Regions from separate parts of the Homo sapiens genome. Here region 1 is linked to region 2. Evidence: read pairs that join two places in POLR2A ChIA-PET (ENCODE). Cell type or tissue: IMR-90. All regions are shown on one strand. Each heading gives the region's core, and the rest is flanking DNA. Links, peaks and the distances in the headings are about the cores only.

Region 1 (6,441 bases), core at 3,878-6,377, 390 kb before region 2:
AGACATCTAGCAGGCTCATGCTGAGGACTCAGTGTATGCAGGATGAACTCGCCAGCTCTGCCCTCCAGGAGCAAGGGGAGGAAGGGGTCTTGATCACCTGCTGGGTACAGTATAGGGTCATCAATCAGGGTGCTGGATACAGGCCCCATCCACCTTTGGAGCAGCCAGGGGGTGGGAAGTGGGTGTTTCTGAGGGAGGGCTGGCCCTGTCTGCTGCACACACTACTGTACATCCAGGCAGATGGTGACATCAGCCACATGCAAGGGCTGGGAGGGCTTCCTGGAAGAATGAGCTTAACTGAGCACTCTTCCAGCAAGCATGGTTTGAGAGTCTGCCACGTGCTCCCTCTGAGCACTGGGTTTGGCACTGGGGAGACACAGTGCCCACGCAGACTACGCATGGAGCTGGAGGCCTTGCCTGCAGGCACAGGAACCTGCTGCTAGTGGAGAGCCTTGAGGGTTCCAAGTGGGGCGGGAGGGATGATGGCATTTCTGGCAGTTTTGCCTGATAGTGGCAGGTGGAGTGGGATGGTGCAGGCATAGGGAGACTGAGACAGACAGGCCAGTGGGGACATCTGGGAGGGCAGAGGCAGGAGCTGGACTAGGGCTTGGCAGTGAGGAAGCGGAGCCATGTGTGAGGAGACACAGATGTGTGCAGGGGGGCTGGGCACCATGGCTCACGCCTGCAATCCCAGCACTTTGAGAAGCCGAGGCGAGCAGATCACCTGAGGTCAGGAGTTCAAGACTAGCCTGGCCAACATGGTGAAACCCTGTCTCTACTAAAAATACAAAAATTAACCAGGTATGGTGATGCACACCTGCAATCCCAGCTACTCAAGAGGCTGAGGCAGGAGAATCACTTGAACCCAGGTGGCAGAGGCTGCGGTGAGCCAAGATCATGTCATTGCTCTCCAGCCTGGGTGACAGAGCGAAAGGCCGTCTCAAAAAAAAAAAAAAATATATATATATATATATATATATATATGTGCAGAGGTCACTGGCAGAGCAGGGGCATTTCAGGGCACCTCTGGGTCAGCGGTCCTGCAGCTCTCCCATGCCATCTGAGTACCAGGGGCTCCCTTTTGCACCACTGGCCTTCTCGGTGACCATCTGGGCAACCAGTGTGAATTGAACACTTACTTGGTGCTGGCCACTGGGTTTTTGTCCCTGAGCCTGAGATGCCACCCTGCCCTGGCCGGACGGAGGAGGGCTGCTCTGGCTTCTGGGCCAGGCCCTCCTCCCCACTTCCACCCCAGCTGGCCAGCCACACCCTCCCCATGGCCTGGGGAACCACCACCCTTGGGCTGCAGGTCAGACGTGACCCTACAGGGCACCTTGTCCATCCAGCCCCCATTCCCCACCCCTCTGTGCAGTGCCCTCCAGGGGCCTCCAGGTTCTGTTTATGTCATTCCAAAGGGAGAGGAAGCTCATTACCACACAGCAGCCCTTCCAGCTCTGCTCTAAGGGCCCAAACACTGGCCTGCCCTTAGCTGTGGCTCTGGTGCCTCCTGCTTCCATAGGCCCTGCCTTCCTGGGTCCTGAAGGCTCAAGCTCTGGCTGCAGAAGGAGGCAGCCCAGATCAAACCCAGTTTGGATGCAGCCTGGGCCCACAGAAGCCTCTCTGATGAGGTCGGGGGGCTGAGCCTATGGCAGTGCAAACCGAGTGTTCATTCTTAGGGTGTTTGGGAAGCCCCCCTTCATCTCCCACCTGGCACCCTGACTGGGGAACTGGCCCTTTAAAGCCAACCAAGGGCTGGCTTTTGGGGGGAAACATCCTAGATTTCTGCCATCTACTTACAAGCCTGGGCCAGGGAGGGGGGGCCACTCAGCCCCCGACAGGGGCATTGGAAGGGCAGGTGGAGCCAGTGGCATTGATTGCAGTAACCTGATCCCGTGAGGGAGGCGGCCACAGCGGCAGCAGCGCAAGGGCCAGGCCAGCCGGGAGGAAGGTGCCTGCAGCTGAGGGCTGCGCTGGGAAGAGCTGGGGCTGGGACCCGGGTCGGCAGCTGCAGCCTCCTCTCCTGGCCTGTCTATTTTTAATGAGCTCCCCAGGCTTCTGCAGCAGGCAGGACGCAGAAAGACAGGCCCAAGCGGTGGAGGCCAGAGGCCCCCAGCCCTGCCTTGAGCCCTGGCCCCCCCACCCTTCCGGGCATGAGAGGGCAGCCCTGGGGCCCCGCAGCCCCCCGGCCGGGCAGGGCTCTCCATGCAGCTGGTGCTGAAGATGGATTCGAGCCCAGACAATGACAGCTGGTTGGAGGATCAATGGGAGCGCTGGTAGGGGCTACCGGGGCTGGCGGGGGTGGAGACCGAGTTGGGGTGAGCTCCATCGAGCTCAGGGTCTCTGATCTGAATGAGGCGAGTGGCAGGGAGTCTGGGCCTCCTAGGTTCCCCTGGGGGCTAAGCCACCATCTCTCCTGGGTGACCTTGAACTAGTGGGTTTCCCTTGCTCTGTGCCTCAATTTCTTGGACTTATTTGGGAAAAGGCTCATACATTCTCCCCAACTTCCTAAATGTTCTACCCCCCCACCACCCCCCCAGCAAGCCAGGCAGAGTGCCCAGGACCTAGAGGTGAGCAAGAGACAGGCTGCCTTGCAGTGGCTGGCCCAGCCCTGCATTCTGAGGTGGGGACTCAGGGCTGGCCTAGGGAGAGGGGGGTTCTAGTGGAGCTGGTTAGTATTCTGGTGCCCTGGTGCTCTGAGCTGTCTCCCAAGGTTGTAACACCTCTGGTCCCACCTGGGGCTTCTCCTGACCCCATCTGTGCAGCCTCCTGTTCAGGGTCCTTACACTGGATAAGGAGAAGATGTTGTGGTTGAAGAGATGAGACCACCAAGTGCACAGCATGAGGCTGGAGTCCTTTCTGGAATAGGCTGAAACTACCCACACTGACACCAGATTTTCCTTCGCTTGTTCCCTGGGCTCAAGGGGCATGAGTCTTCCTGAGCTGGGGCGTGGGGCACTCCTCTGAGGCTGCTGCCGGCGCCTCGGGTCTTGCTACTGCAGGGATTGCACTGGGAGCTCCCCTACTCCAGGCTGCTCTTCTCAAGTCCACATTCTCCATGGTGAACTGGCCTTGGCACCTGCCTTGACCCTGGGAGGAGGCTCTGACCAGTTGGGCCTTCTAAGCACTGCCTGCTGGTTGGCAACAGAATGACAGCTTCCAGGGAGGAGCCAGAGTGACCTGGAGCCTCCTCTTCCACTGCCACCCTAGGAGGACTGCCTTTTGGCACAAGCCCCTCGCTCTTTCCCTGCCTGCTGACCACCCCCTGCATTGATACAGATGAACCCCAAATCCTGTCCTCTGGGGGCTGTGTTTGGCCTTCAAGAGGCTGCACCCTGGAAGAGGTAACAGGGAGATGTGAGCAGGCATAGTGCCCCTGAGTTGTAACTTTGGCTTCCTGTCCCCACCAGGCTCACCCATGACATCAGCCTGGAGGAGTTTGAGGATGAAGACCTCTCGGAGATCACTGATGAGTGTGGCATCAGCTTACAGTGCAAAGACACCCTGTCCTTACGGGTAAGGGCAAGCTCCCAGGAGCTCCTGAGTGGGGTGGCAGGAAGGCTAGGGACAGGGGTAAGGGTATCCCCATAGTGACAAAGGGGGTTTCAGGTCTGTGCTGGCACCCTCATGAAATGAAATGATGTGCAAGAAACATAGGTATACTGCTTGGCACGTCTTGAGTGTACAATCAGAATTTCATTTGGTATTATTATTATTATTACTGCTGTCGGGGACTAAGACAGGAAGTAGCTCCTTCAACTGCCCACGAGATGGGAGAGGCCAGGAAGTCTTGAGACCTAGGGCAGTAACAATTAGGACCAGACTTAAGGGAGACTCAGGGCTACCCCTGAATCCTTTTGGGAGCAGCCCTGGCAGAGGGCCTGAGGCAGACAGGGTGGAGTCTGGTGGAATCTGCAGTGCTTTAGGGCAGGAAGAAACAGCCAAGGCACCCCTGGAATAGCTCCTGTGGCTGCTGGCTGCTATTACACCAGACAGATGGCACCACGCGGCCTCCCAGACCCTCTCTGGCCTATAGTCCTAAAGGCCCCCACTGAGGGGTTTGCCCAGCATTGCTGCTGGTTTGGGCCCCTTGGCTTTGTCATAGGGAAGATGGCTCTCTCCTGTCCCTAAAGATCTGAATGCTGCCAGGAGGTCCCCAGCACCTGGGTAACTGGGGTCAGATGGGGATCCCAACTATGTCTTTTCAGAACAGGAAGAAGGGGCCGGCTTGCCAGGAAATGGAGGACAGAGCACAGGGCTAGGTTTTAGAGCCCAGAGCTCCTCTGAGCCCCCAAGAGGGCGGGTAGCCAGATACGGTGTCAGGAGAGTGGTTACCATAGGAGCGTGAGGTGTGCCTTGGGGAGGGAGTACCTGTCTCTGTGTTGACCTCCTGCTACTCCCAGAGACTCAGTAAGCTCTGCAAGAGGAAACCAAGGGGTGAGGATAATCCCCTAGTCCCCAGTACCCCAACCTTCCACTCTCTGGCCAGGCCAGGAAGAGGCAGAGGCCTCTAGATTTGGGGAATGGTCTCAGAGCCCTGACTTAGCTTCTCAGAGGTCAGGCACCTGTTCTGGACTCTCACCCTGCCCTCTCCCCCAGCTGCACCAGCAGAGCCTTGGAGAGGGTTGCCTCCGAGCTAGGCAGGGGCCCCAGGCACTACTGGCCAGAGGTGTGCCCCTAAGGGGCCTCAGACAAGCTCCAGCGGGCTTCACACACGTTCCAGTGAATACTCAGCTCTCTCAGAGGCTGGGAGGCAGTAGTGTTATCCCCACTCAACTGATGAGGGGGCCTGAAGGATCAGGGGATCTGTCCAAGGTGCCAGGGAGTTGGCGGCAGAACTGGAGCTAGATGGGGCTCTGCATCCTCAAGGCAGGCTCGTGGAGGACCGATCTAGGGCTGGAGGGGCCCCGGGCCAGCTGGCTTAGGGCGCGGCTGCCACCGCCTTGGTTCCTGGCCCCCGCTCGCCCCTCCCCCTCGGCGTCTCCTTCCCATCCCTCTCAGGTCTCCGCCGTTCCTTGCTTGGCTGAGCCTCAGTTTTTCCAGTTTTCCTCAAGACCCCTTCAAATACTATTTCCCCAACCCCCATCCCTTGCCCACCCCACCCCGAACTCCTTGGCGACCACTGAGTCCCCATAGCAACAGCGGTGACTTCACTCTGGGCTCGGCTTACAACCCCGGTGAGGTCACCGGCCGTTGCCAGGGGAACGGGAGGGCGCAAGGAGTCCGGGGTGGGGACTGTGGGGAGGTGCTGGCCGTCAGAGGCACGGCTGGATCGGGGAGGCGGCGGCCTCGCGCTTCCTCGCGGCGGACGGGCGAGAGCGCCCCAGTCTCCGGCGGCCCCTGCTCGGCTCCCCTCGTGCCCCCTTCGCGCCACAGAATGGACTCGCCCGGGCGGGGGGCGGTGCAAGCGGCCTCGGCCCCGCCCCGGCCCCGCCCCCTGACGCCCCTCCGTGCGCTGTGCAGCCCCCGCGCGCCGGGCTGCTCTCTGCGGGCGGCGGCGGCGCGGGGAGCCGGTTGCAGGCCGAGATGCTGCAGATGGACCTGATCGACGCGACGGGGGACACTCCCGGGGCCGAGGACGACGAGGAGGACGACGACGAGGAGCGCGCGGCCCGGCGGCCGGGAGCGGGGCCGCCCAAGGCCGAGTCCGGCCAGGAGCCGGCGTCCCGCGGCCAGGGCCAGAGCCAAGGCCAGAGCCAGGGCCCGGGCAGCGGGGACACGTACCGGCCCAAGCGGCCCACCACGCTCAACCTCTTTCCGCAGGTGCCGCGGTCTCAGGTGAGGCGCCAACGTGGGGGGCGGCGCCCTGGGCCGCCGCGGAGATGTGAGGGGGAGCGCAGAGGGGCTGCAGCGGGAAGGGGCACCCACGGGTCCAGTGCCTGGGGACAGCGCCTGCATAGGGGCCGCGGTGGCTCGCTCCCGGTGTTGGGATCCGAGGAGCGGGCAGAACCATCCTTACGAAGAGGGGGCTGAGTCCAGCTGGCCGGGCTTGGAGCCTTGAGGCGGGATTGAAGGAGGGAAGGACTGGGGTTAGGAGAGGAGTAGGGAATTAAGAGAATGAGGCTTTGAGGGGTTCGAAGGGTTTGGAGCCTGGGACCTCAGGCTGTGACAGGGTTTCTCCTTTAGGATATGGGGCTCCTGGTGAAAGTGGAGCAGGAGCAGGGCCTGGAGAAAAGGGCATCTGAAATGGTCATCGTGGGGGAGGCCGTGGGAGATCGTGGCGAGGTGGGGATGGGAAGCTCAGGGGCCACAGCCAGTTTAAGATCTGGGCAGCTGCGAATTCCCAGAAGGCAGGGGGGAGGAATGGGAGATGGAGCTGCTTGGCTAAGTTGGGGACCTAGGGCCCCTGGGAGGGTGGCTGGATGCCAAGGAGAGTTGAATAGGGTTGGGGGAGCTGGCTGTGGCCCTTTGTCTTCCAGGCCCATCGGGAGCGGTGCAGGCAAG
Region 2 (10,500 bases), core at 3,397-5,896:
GAGATACTACATGCAGGAAGTTAGAGCAGTGCCTGGTACATAAATATTCGCTGTTATTATATTATGATCATTACCATTAGGCAGAGTATATGCTGGGCCCTGTTTGAGGCTCTGCAGAGGGTTCAAGGATGAAATCCGGCCAGGCGCGGTGGCTCACGCCTGTAATCCCAGCACTTTGGGAGGCTGAGGCAGGCGGATCACTTGAGGTCAGGAGTTCAAGACCAACCTGGACAACACAGTGAAACCCCGTCTCTACCAAAAAATACAAAAATTAGCCAGACATGGTGGTCCATTCCTGTAGTCCCAGCTACTTGAGAGGCTGAGGCAGGAGAATCACTTGAACCCAGGAGGCAGAGGTTGCAGTGACCCAAGATGGTACCACTGCACTCCAGCCTGGGCAACAGAGTGAGACCCCATCTCCAAAACAAAAAAGATGAAACCTGTCCTTGATCTACCCGAAAGAAGGGTAACGTTTAGAAGGACAGCTGGATCCCATTGTGTGTAATTAGAGTTCAGGGCATGACATTAACCAATGACCTAACAGTCTGTAAGTGCTGTGGTAGAACAGAGAGGGAGATTACTCTTCAAGCTTGGTGATCAGGGAAGGCTTCTTGGAGGAAGCAGCATTTGAGTTGGCCCCTTAAAGGATAGGAAGAGTTAGAATGAGGAGATAAAGGACAAAACACTGCAGGCACCAGGAGAGGTATAAGCAAAGGTCCTACAGCCATGGGGACCACAGCAGGTTTAAGGAGCTGGGAATGGTCCATCCAACTAGCCTGGAGAGGAGAGAAAATGAGGGGGCTCCAGCTCTAGTGGTAAGTTGGGATCAGTTTCTGACAGTCCTTGAGTATCATGCTGAGGAGCTGGGAGTTTTTCAGCAGGCAGGAGGGAGCCAACGATAGTTCTGGGTTGCACCAGGTGATGGTCACCAGCTCCTCTGAAGGGTCTCAGTGCTAGGAGGCCTGCGGTCCATCAGGCGGATCTCAGCTGTCAGCCTGTCTGGGTGATCAGGGACTCTCCCCCAGGGGGAACAGAGTTGTGGGACCTCCCTGAGCCCAGGACAGCAGCTGACTCCAGGTCCCTTCTCTCCTCTGATTTCTACTATTCAGTGCCCTGATGTGACTCTCGCACTGGGCCAGGAGTACCAGTTCCCTTCTGGCTCCTTCACCCCCAGCACTGAGAGCTAGGCTGGCCTGGGGAGGCCCAAGGCAACTCCGCCCTTGCAAAGGGACAGGCTGTTCCTCTTTGGGGCTGGGAGCTCCAGCCTGAACCATGTCCTGGCTCCTGGCCCAACACCAGGACCCTAACAAGATTCCCCCATCTCCTCCAATACTTCAGGACCCTCTACTATCAGACAAAGCATGTCTCTATGAACCCCAGGGGCCTAGGAGGGTCTGAACCCTCCTCCTGAGCCCAGCCCAGCCTGGCACACCAGCTCCTTGACCCTCTTACCCATTGGCTGGGACAAGATGCCCAGAGCCCCACTCACCATCCTTCCAGCCCTGCCCTCTGCCGCCCCAAGGCCTTCACCCCTTTCTCTCCAGGGCTGCAAATCACTTCCACATTTGGGATCTGGCATGCACTATCTGCTTGGAACTCTCTCCTCCCAGTTAGCTCCCATCTCCTTCCACCCCACAAGTTCAGCCCCTGGGGTCTGCAGGAGGGGAAGGGCTCCTGCCTCTGACAATCCCTTCAGAGGACTAACAGGGAGCCTGACTGTGGCACGGTGCCAGAGGGACAGTGTACAGGAGGCCTCCCAGGGAGAGATGAAAGAGGAGGAGCCAAGGGGGTGGGCGGAGGCAGAGCTTGAGCAAGCAAGGGGATGAGGGGTTGGGGGTGGGGAGGCAAGGAAGGTGGTAGTTCCCAGCTCAGCACATTCCTGAGACATCTGGATGCACTGGAAGGGCCCCAGCTGGCCTGCATAACTGTGGCTCTAGCTTCTCTGCTCTGTGATGTCAGGACCCAGCACTCCCCGCTCCCCTCAGAGTCCCACTGGCCTGGGGGCCACTTGGGGCTGAGTACTGGGGTCTCTTCCCCAGACCCCTGACCCTCAGTGAGCAAGAAAGAGGCCCCTGGGGCAATGGAGGAAATGCTTGCCACAGAGGTGGGCCAGGGTATGATGGCAGGAGGGAGGCACTGAAGACCCAGTGGTTTGCCCATCCGACTGACTCAAGGAAAATGTGCCTTTGGGCTGGTGCCAGTCCTTCTCTTCTCCTTGGAAGGGAGATAGAGACAAATGAATGACTCTGGAAACGGCTGCTTACCTTGGGCTGTGTGACCCCAGGCAAGTGCACTCCCATCCCCAGCTCTCGGTTTTCTTCATCTGTAATAATAACAGCTACATTTAATGAGAGCCTTCCTCCTATATGTCCTGCATTATATAAAGCACTTCGCAATTGTTGTCTCATTTAATCCTCACAGCAACCTGGTGGGGTGGATATGAACGTTCCCATTTTATACTCAGGACTGAGGCTTAGAGAGGTTAAGTAACTTGTCCAAAGCCTGCACAGTGTATAGCAGAACCAGGATTAGAACCAGGTCCGTCTGACTCCCTTGCTTATAACCATTGAACTGCTTTGCCTCTTCACGTAAGAGGGGGTGGACCTAATGATGCCAAAATTCCTTTCAGTTCGAAAATTGTAATGATTTCTTTTGGCCGTTGCAGGGCTCTTCAAGAAGGGCAAGGGCAAGCATTAGTCACCTACTGGGTGGGGGAAGGAAGGCAGAGACAGCTGGCTTTGAAGCATCGGGTGGGTCAAGAGTCTTTGGAGGTCCCCTCCCTTGGAGGCCCAGAGAGCTCCAGACCCCAGGGATTGGAGTCAATAGCCTAATCCCCAGCTGAGCCCAGGGGTCCCACACCTTCCCTGAAAGAAGGGAGTAAATAAGGAGAGAGAATACCACTCCTTCCAAAAATAAAACCTGAGGACAACTCAGGCCAGGACCGCTGAGGATGTCAGAGGCTGAATGCTGAGTACACTGAGGAGAGGGGAGAGGCCAAGGGAATTCCAGCCAGAGTGAGGCGGTAGGCTCCAGGCGAGGAGGGCCTTCCAGCTGGCCAGGGGCCGAGAGAGCAGCCCTGGCGGGTTGGCCACTGTGTTCTGTTTATACCCTTAGGCCTGACAGGGTCTGGGGGGACAGCAATTCCAGCACTGAGTGGAGTCTGTGCTTCCCAGGTACCTGGTCTGCTGGGGCTTAAGAACAGAAAGGCTTAGGGAAGGAAGAACAACCCGGAGAATGGGTACAGCGGCCCCACTAGGGAGGAGCCGAGGGAAGGGGTCCAAACACATGGAAACTCTGCCTGGAGCAGAAGCAAGCTGGCATCAGAGCAAGATTCGGGACGGTCATTCCTGGAGGCTCTCTGCTACAGAAAAAAGGGCCTGACTCCATAAGCTCTCTGACACACTCCTTTATTCACACACTCATCCAGTCAGTCAGTCACTCCGTGAATGCCTGAGCATCCACTGTGTGCGGGGACCAATGCTAGGCTTTGCAGATTCAAACGAGAATTGGACACAGCAAGACATATAGGCAATACGGCTGGATCATTTGAAGCTACACCAAGGAACCTGTACTCTATCCTAAGGGTAGTAGGGAGCCATGATTCACTGATGATGAGTACAAGTTCCTCATCAATGGAGCAGAGAAATGACATAGGACTTCTAAGTTTTAGAAGATCCCGTTTTTTAGAGACAGGGTCTTGCTCTGTTGCCCTGGCTGGAGTGTAGTGGTGTAATCATAGCTCACTGCAGCCTCAAACTCCTGGGCTCAAGTAATCCTCCTTCAGCCTCCTGAGTGACTGGGATTACCCACCACACCTGGCTAATATTTTTAAATTTTTTTTTTTTTAGAGATGGGATCTCGCTATGTTGCCCAGGCTGGTCTCAAACTCTTGGCCTCAAGCAATCTTCCCACCTTGGCCTTCCAAAGTGCTAGGATTACAAGTGTGAGCCCCCTTGAGTGGCCTAGAAGATCTCTCTTCATGTAAGGTGGAGAATGCTCTGGAGAGGGATCAGAGTTTGAGACTTGGACTTACCCTTCATTGTCACACCATTGGTCAGAAAGCCTTTTGAGAGCAGGAACTGGATCTTGTTCATCTCTGTATCCACAAAGCTGGGCACCCAGTAGGTGCTGAGTAAATACCGAACAAATGCATGAATGATGAATAAATGAATGTGACTAGATGCCCTTATTCTCCAGAGGCCCCTGCGCCAACCCCGGCACTCGGTTTCCGGTGTCCTAAGCTGCCCTGCAGGGATCCCCTGGCCGCTGCCTATAGACCAGCATCTCCAGCAGCCAGACCGTGGGCTGCTGTGCCCTCGGAGGTGCCAGACACAGCTAATCCCAGCCCTGGGCGGCGGCACTCGCTGCCATCGCTTCCTCCTGCCCAGACAGTGCCTGGTGCCCACCCCAGGGTTGGACCACAGCGCATGGGCTGCCTGGTAAGAAGATGCCAGGGGCTGGCTGGGAAAATGAGGAAGCTATGGCCTGACCAGGACAAGGTTACCAGTGTCAGGAGGGGCAATGGAAGGGCCAGACTAACAGGGCTAGGGGGCTGCAGAGAATACACACCCTCCCCAGGACTCTGCTCTGCCTTGAAGTAGCCCGCGGCTGGCGCCAGCCTGCTGATTCCTCTCTCCTTCCTTTCTCCAGCACACACTGGCAAAGAAAAGCTCAGTCCCCATGTTGGCGCTTTCTTCAGTCCCAGCCCTCAGTGTCCCAGCCCCATGCAAGCCCGGGGCTCCCAAATCTCCCTCACTGGTGTTCACATGACTCAGTCATCTCAGGCACTGAGATGCTGGCTTGGCAGCCAACATTTAGTTCTGTGGTTATGTGAGATGGTGTGTGTGTGACAGCGAGTATGCGTGACCATGTCTGTGTGATCCTGTGTCTGGGGTGACTTCGCATGTGTGTGAGCGTAGGGGTGTGAATCACTGTTTGTCTGATCACATCTGATGAGTGTGTCTTGTTGAGTTTGTGTTCATACCTGACAGCGTCAGCCTATGTGACTCTGTGAGGGTATCTGTATGTGTGATAGCGCCTGTACAAGGCTGCACATGGAACTGGCTGAATGTGTCGATGAGTGTACTTTTCACTATGTGGTGTCAGAGAGGTGGTGTTTCCCTGTGTACAAAGGAACCCCTCAGCCCACATCTGTGTAGCATGTGCACATGCATGCGTGCACACACACACCGAAGTATTTCTGCTTATTTGGACTTGGGATCTGTGGTGACCAGTTCGGTAGGGGAAAATATGAAACTTCAGCAGCCGCCTTCCCTAGGCCTATGGGGACTGGGGGCTGAGAGTGAGGTCGGGGGTCAGAACAACGTGCTCCCTTAACCCCCATACTCTGCCAGGAAGACTCAGGGAGGGACTGGCTCCAGGGACCAGGAGAACTGGTTTCACACCATCCAGTCCCCAAAAGGCCAGGGCAGAGGAAAAAGGCCCACGTTCTGAAGACTAATTCACTTTTCTAGGCCCCTGTCAACCGCGCTTCCATAAAGACACAGACTGTAATGGATGAGGAAACCGAGGCCAGGAGAGGAGACACCTGCCACTGCCCAGGTCTCAGAGCACACCTGGGTCTTGAATTAGGGCCTCCTGAGTTTCAGTTCAGTGCGTTTTCTCCTTCACAGGGCGGCTTTAGCTCTGGGAAGGCAAGGCCTGGGCCTCGTAGGAACCCCAGCTACTGGATGGCAATGCTTAAGGACAGGGGGGTCTGCTGACAACCGGGGACTCAAGGGGCCCACCTCCTCTCCCTGCTCTCACCACTCCCCGCCCCCTAGGCACAGCAGTGACTCAGACTGAAGGCCCTTCAGCTTGAAATGGGGACAATTTTCTAGTGACCACGAGGCAAGTAACCGTCCGGGAATGCATGGGTCAGTGTGTGTTGGGGTGTGGGGGGGTCTGTGGGCCCCAGCCTGCGGGGGGAAAGAAAGGGGGAAATGTGAGAGGCCTCTCCTCCCATCTCTCCCTAGCTCTCACTCTCTCGGAAGGAATGTCCGGGCTCAGGATTCCCCCCCACCCCTTATCCCACAGCTCAGCCTGGACCCGCTCTGGTCTCCTCCCTCCTTTCCCCAAGCACAGACTGAACCAGCCTGGGCCGGGGGAGGGGCAGAAGTTAGGAGTGGGGGTGCAGGCGCCAAGGAGCCAGGGACCTGAGGGAAGAGGGCGCGCTGAGGCTGCTTCTGGTCAGGGAAACCATTCTCCTACACCGACCCCAGCAGGCAGCTGCGCCCCCAGAGCTTTACCCTGTCTCTGCACTGACCTTGGGGAAGGAATTTAGGGAGGGGTAAAACAAGGCTAGAGCTGGTACCATTACTGCCCCGGGAGAGTCCCCTCTGCCGCCACCAGAGACAGCCACCAAAGCGCCCCACGGTAGGACGATTCGAGATGGAGCTGCAAGGGGATTTAAGGCCCGGCTCGCCCTTTGAGTCGGGGTCGTCGGGGAGACCCTCGGTCTCCACTTCTCCCTGCGGGGGTGGGGGCGGGGCCGCGCTACTGATGAGGGGTTTAGGACACCGTGAGACGGCCAGGCCATTTCTGCCTCGGCCCCAGACGCAGAAGGGGTCCCATGCAGGCCCGAGCCAGTGCACCCTGCGCTCCCTCAGCCGCGGGCCGTCGGCGCAGGCCGGGACCCTCCTCCGCGCGAGCCCTGCACTCCTCCGGTGCCCTCCACGCCGCCACCGGCTGCTGCTCGCAGCCTCCCGCCATTGGCCAGGAGCTCTGCGGCTCCCACCAGTGAGCAGGCCGGATTCCGGTGAGGGGCGGCCCCGGGTGTTCCCGGGTTAACCCTTTGTGGGCCGCTCCAGGACGGCGGCACCCGGATCCTTCTCTAAAATTTAAAGGGCGGGCGGCTGAGGCCAGGCTCCAAGAGAGGGTGCAGCCGAGAAGAGGGGTACGCAGGTCTGCAAGCAGGAGAGCTCGGGAACCTCTCCTCCAAGGGAGGGAAGCCGGCGCCGGCTGCGCGTGACAGCCGAGAAGGAGCTTATATTGGCACGACTATAGGAAAAAGTCTTTAACGAGGAGGGAAACAAATCATAATATGTCCTTCTCCGGCTTCCCACCCCCGTTGCCTGGAAAGGCACCCCTGTAGGACGCTCACCCCCTGCAGAACCCTGTCGCCCTCAGAGCGTTGACACATGGCTCCCCTGAAGTTCGTGAACTCCTGGCCGCCGACCCCTTGCTCTTGCTCCCCAATTTCCATCGGACAATCTAAACCTGAACTTTTGTGTGTGAAGTGGAGGGAGGGCTGGGTGTGGTTGGGGGTAGAGGGGACAAGGGGGCGTGCTGGAGCGGAGGAGGTCTGAGGTCTCCAAAATGGGCTTTCCAGGGATGGGGCCAAGTGGATGCGGTGGAAGGAGTGAGAGGACCAGAAGGTCCCGCACACGCCAGGGCAGCCCTGGACTTCACCAGCTCACTTTGCAGCCCCGGACATCACCAGCTCGCTCACTGTGCGTCCTGGGTAGCTGTGTTTCCCTCTCTGGACTGGAGTTTTCTCTACTAAGAAATAGGAGGGGGGGAACGAGGGGCAGGGGACCGTCGGGGAGCTTTCTCCCGTCCCTTCTGCCTCTAACTTGGTGATAGAAACCAACCCTACCTTAGCCGCCATGAGAGGCCAGGCATCAGACGGAACTAGGGCCGCAGAGCGCTCTAGGGGAGTCCCTGATGGCAGTGCTCCCAGGAGGGCGAGGTGGGCCTAGGGATGATGGGACGCGCCCACCGTCCACCCAGCACCTGAAGAAGCCCGGCGCAAAGAGGACCTGGGCGTCGGAGTGTCCTCCACCCCCACCCCGCCTGCCCCTTGGCCGCCCTCCCCTTCCACTTGGCTCCCGTTGCTCTGGAAGCTCCATCCTGCTGGGTTTTGGCTGCTGTTTCTAGCAGGTGGGGTGGGGACTGCTCACACAATGGGGCCAGCTGAGCTCTCTAAGCAGTTTCCTGTGGGCACCCTAAAAGGGTCTCTGGGAAGAACCTGGGTCATCTGCCTGAGCCAAGGCCTTCAGGGAGTCCAGCCCAGATCCGAGGAAGCATCTTTCCTCTCCCAGGCCCCAGGAAGGGGCTTGGCAAACCCTTATCGCCTGAGAAGCAGCTGCTGGAGAAATACCTTAGCGGCTGACTCACCGGCTCCCTCTGCTCACAGCCCCCTCCCACTGGGCCCAACACCAGGCCTTTGAGAGACCCTAAGGGAGAGAACTGGCGGAAGCGCCCCCAGCCGGCAGGCCCGGGCTCTGCGGAGGGTGTAGCCAGCGCGGCCCTGGCTGTGGCTGGCTGGGTGGTTGGGGGGTGGTTATACCCTGTAAATGGCCTCTGTCTGGGATCACAGTGATTCTTAGAAACTCATTCAGCTCTGACCTCCTGGTACTGCCTCACTCCAGGTATTGATGGACAATTGGTATGCTGATGGCATTGCCATCTGGGTTCTAAGGCCCTGTCCCTCCACCAGTATCATGAGCCAGGTGCTGGAAGGCAGCAGGTGAACAGGGTGCAAACCCTGCTTCAGGGCAATTACCGGACCGGGGAGGGTCTGCTGCAGTTGTAAAAGACTGGACAGTGAGGGATGGTGGGCACCTCCCTGCTGCATTAGCGCCCTTGGCCTCAGTTTCTCTCTCTGTCAAATGCCAATATGCATTTGTCTTGTCTCATTGGATAATTGTGAAGATTAAATGAAATAATGCATAGGAGAGCACTTTGGGTTAAAAGCACAACAGAAATGTAGGATGATGATTGATTGCTGGCAAACTGGGAAGTGGGAGAGTACCCCTGCCAATGGGGCTTCTGAGCTCATTTTGTCCTGGATTATCTCATCAGGCTTTGTTTGGAGGGAAAGGCCAAACATTCCCCCCACAACTCCCACCATTGGTTCCAAGCTCAGCTCGGGGACAGAGTTTAGGGGCTGCAGTTTTCATGATGACGATAACTAACAATGATCGAGCATTCACTCTGTAGCAGGCACTGTTCTGTGTTTTATATGTACAGTATTTACTCATTTTACCCTCATACTCCTATGAGGTGAGTACTAATCTAACAAAATTTTAGATCCTCATGGCAACACTATGAGGTAGGAACTATTATTTTCCCCTTACGGATAAGGAAACTGAGGCACGGGGAAGTTAAGCAACTTAGCAAGTGGTGGAGCTAGGAGTCAAAAGCACGTCTATGTGACTCCAGAGCTCGTGTTCATCTCCTACTCCATGCAGACAGACTCATGTGGCCCTGAACCTTATGCTCATACAGAAGGCTTCTCTGCTCATTACCTTCCAGGTTGGGACAGGCTCCCAATATTCCAGGCCAGAAAGGGCCAACAACTCCAGACCTTGAAGGAATCCCCTGGCACAAGCCTTTAACCACTCAGCAGGCAGGGCTTCAGGACCTAAGGCAGCCCCCCATCCCCCATCTCTTCTGACCCACCAGCAAATTCATTCGTTCAATAAATAAGGAACAAACAATAGAAACATTTATTGGACAGGCACGGTGGCCTACACCTGTAATCCCAGCACTTTGGAAGGCCGAGGCGGGCAGATCACTTGAGGCCAGGAGTTTGAGACCAGCCTAGCCAACATGGTGAAACCCCATCTTTACTGAAAATACAAAAAATTAGCTGGGCGTGGTGGTGCGCACCTGTAGTCCCGGCTGCTTGGGAGGCTGAGGCATGCAAATCACTTGAACCCGGGAGATGGAGGTTGCAGTGAGCCAAAATCATGCCACTGCACTCCAGCCTGGGTGACAGAGTGAGACTCTCACAAGCAAGACAGAAAGAGAGAGAAAGAAACATTTCTTTACACATTTATAATTCTTTAGAGAGAGAAAAATAATGTACAAGAACCTACCATATGTCAGCCACTGGAGTGCTTTACTAACAATAAGAGGCAACGTTTATTGAGTAATTACTATGTGCCAGGGACTGTTATAAGGCCTGTACGTGGATTAACTTGTTTAATCCTCATGACAATCTTGGAAGGTAGGAACTATTAATATTACCAGCTGTACAGAGGACGAAATGAAACAGAGAGGTTAATTGACCTTCCCAAGATCATGGAGACCAAGATTTTTCAGACTTTTTTGTTTCTAAGAAATATATTTTACATCATTACCAAGTACACACATGTGCGTTCACACACACAACTGTGATTTTTTTTAATTGCCAGGTATTTAACTCCACTGTGTGCTGTGCACTCTGATATTTTCTACTTTTTTTTTTCTGTTTTATTTTTACTTAAAATTCTGGTCGTGACCCACTAAATTGATTTCACAACCCATTAATGAGTCACCACCCACAGTTTAAACAGCACTGAATCATAGCTAGAAGGATGGAGGCCACCATTCGAACCTAAATAGTAGGGCTCCGGAGCCTAACCTCTCCATATAAAGGATGGCTTGGGAAAGGAGAGAGACCCCGAAGTCTTGAGGACAGATGGACACTGTGCTGCTGAGGAGACTGGAGGCCTCAAGAATCCCACTGCCCTGCATCACTCCCTTCCCACATTCCAGCAAAAGATCATACAA

The links. Peaks named below come from ENCODE experiments on the same cell type or tissue, not always from the same donor. Only the 100,000 strongest peaks of a DNase experiment are listed, where the experiment ranks them.
Region 1: POLR2A ChIA-PET joins it to region 2 with 5 read pairs; 1 of 35 experiments calls an interaction of 5 or more read pairs at or near these places.

The regions. Positions count from the first base shown.
Region 1 is chr11:45,894,678-45,901,118 of GRCh38, forward strand. It overlaps MAPK8IP1 (mitogen-activated protein kinase 8 interacting protein 1), which reads left to right. Exons shown (of 12, transcript NM_005456.4): 2 at 3,408-3,513; 3 at 5,461-5,775. It overlaps LOC124902668 (a long non-coding RNA gene), which reads right to left and starts at 4,858. Exons shown (of 3, transcript XR_007062664.1): 1 at 4,775-4,858; 2 at 4,369-4,414; 3 at 3,719-3,794. RefSeq lists enhancers at 845-1,716, 1,717-2,586, 4,213-4,882, 5,101-5,395 and silencers at 4,721-5,015, 5,292-5,471. In IMR-90, for the core only: no CTCF peak of the experiment used is centred there; a DNase peak (open chromatin) is centred at 5,214; H3K4me3 peaks cover 954 bases; H3K27ac peaks cover 480 bases.
Region 2 is chr11:46,288,959-46,299,458 of GRCh38, forward strand. All of the region lies in intron 1 of CREB3L1 (cAMP responsive element binding protein 3 like 1), which reads left to right. Among named protein-coding and RNA genes, the nearest start is that of CREB3L1, 17 kb to the left of the region's middle. RefSeq lists an enhancer at 2,186-2,889 and a silencer at 6,709-6,788. In IMR-90, for the core only: no CTCF peak of the experiment used is centred there; a DNase peak (open chromatin) is centred at 4,873; H3K27ac peaks cover 2,500 bases.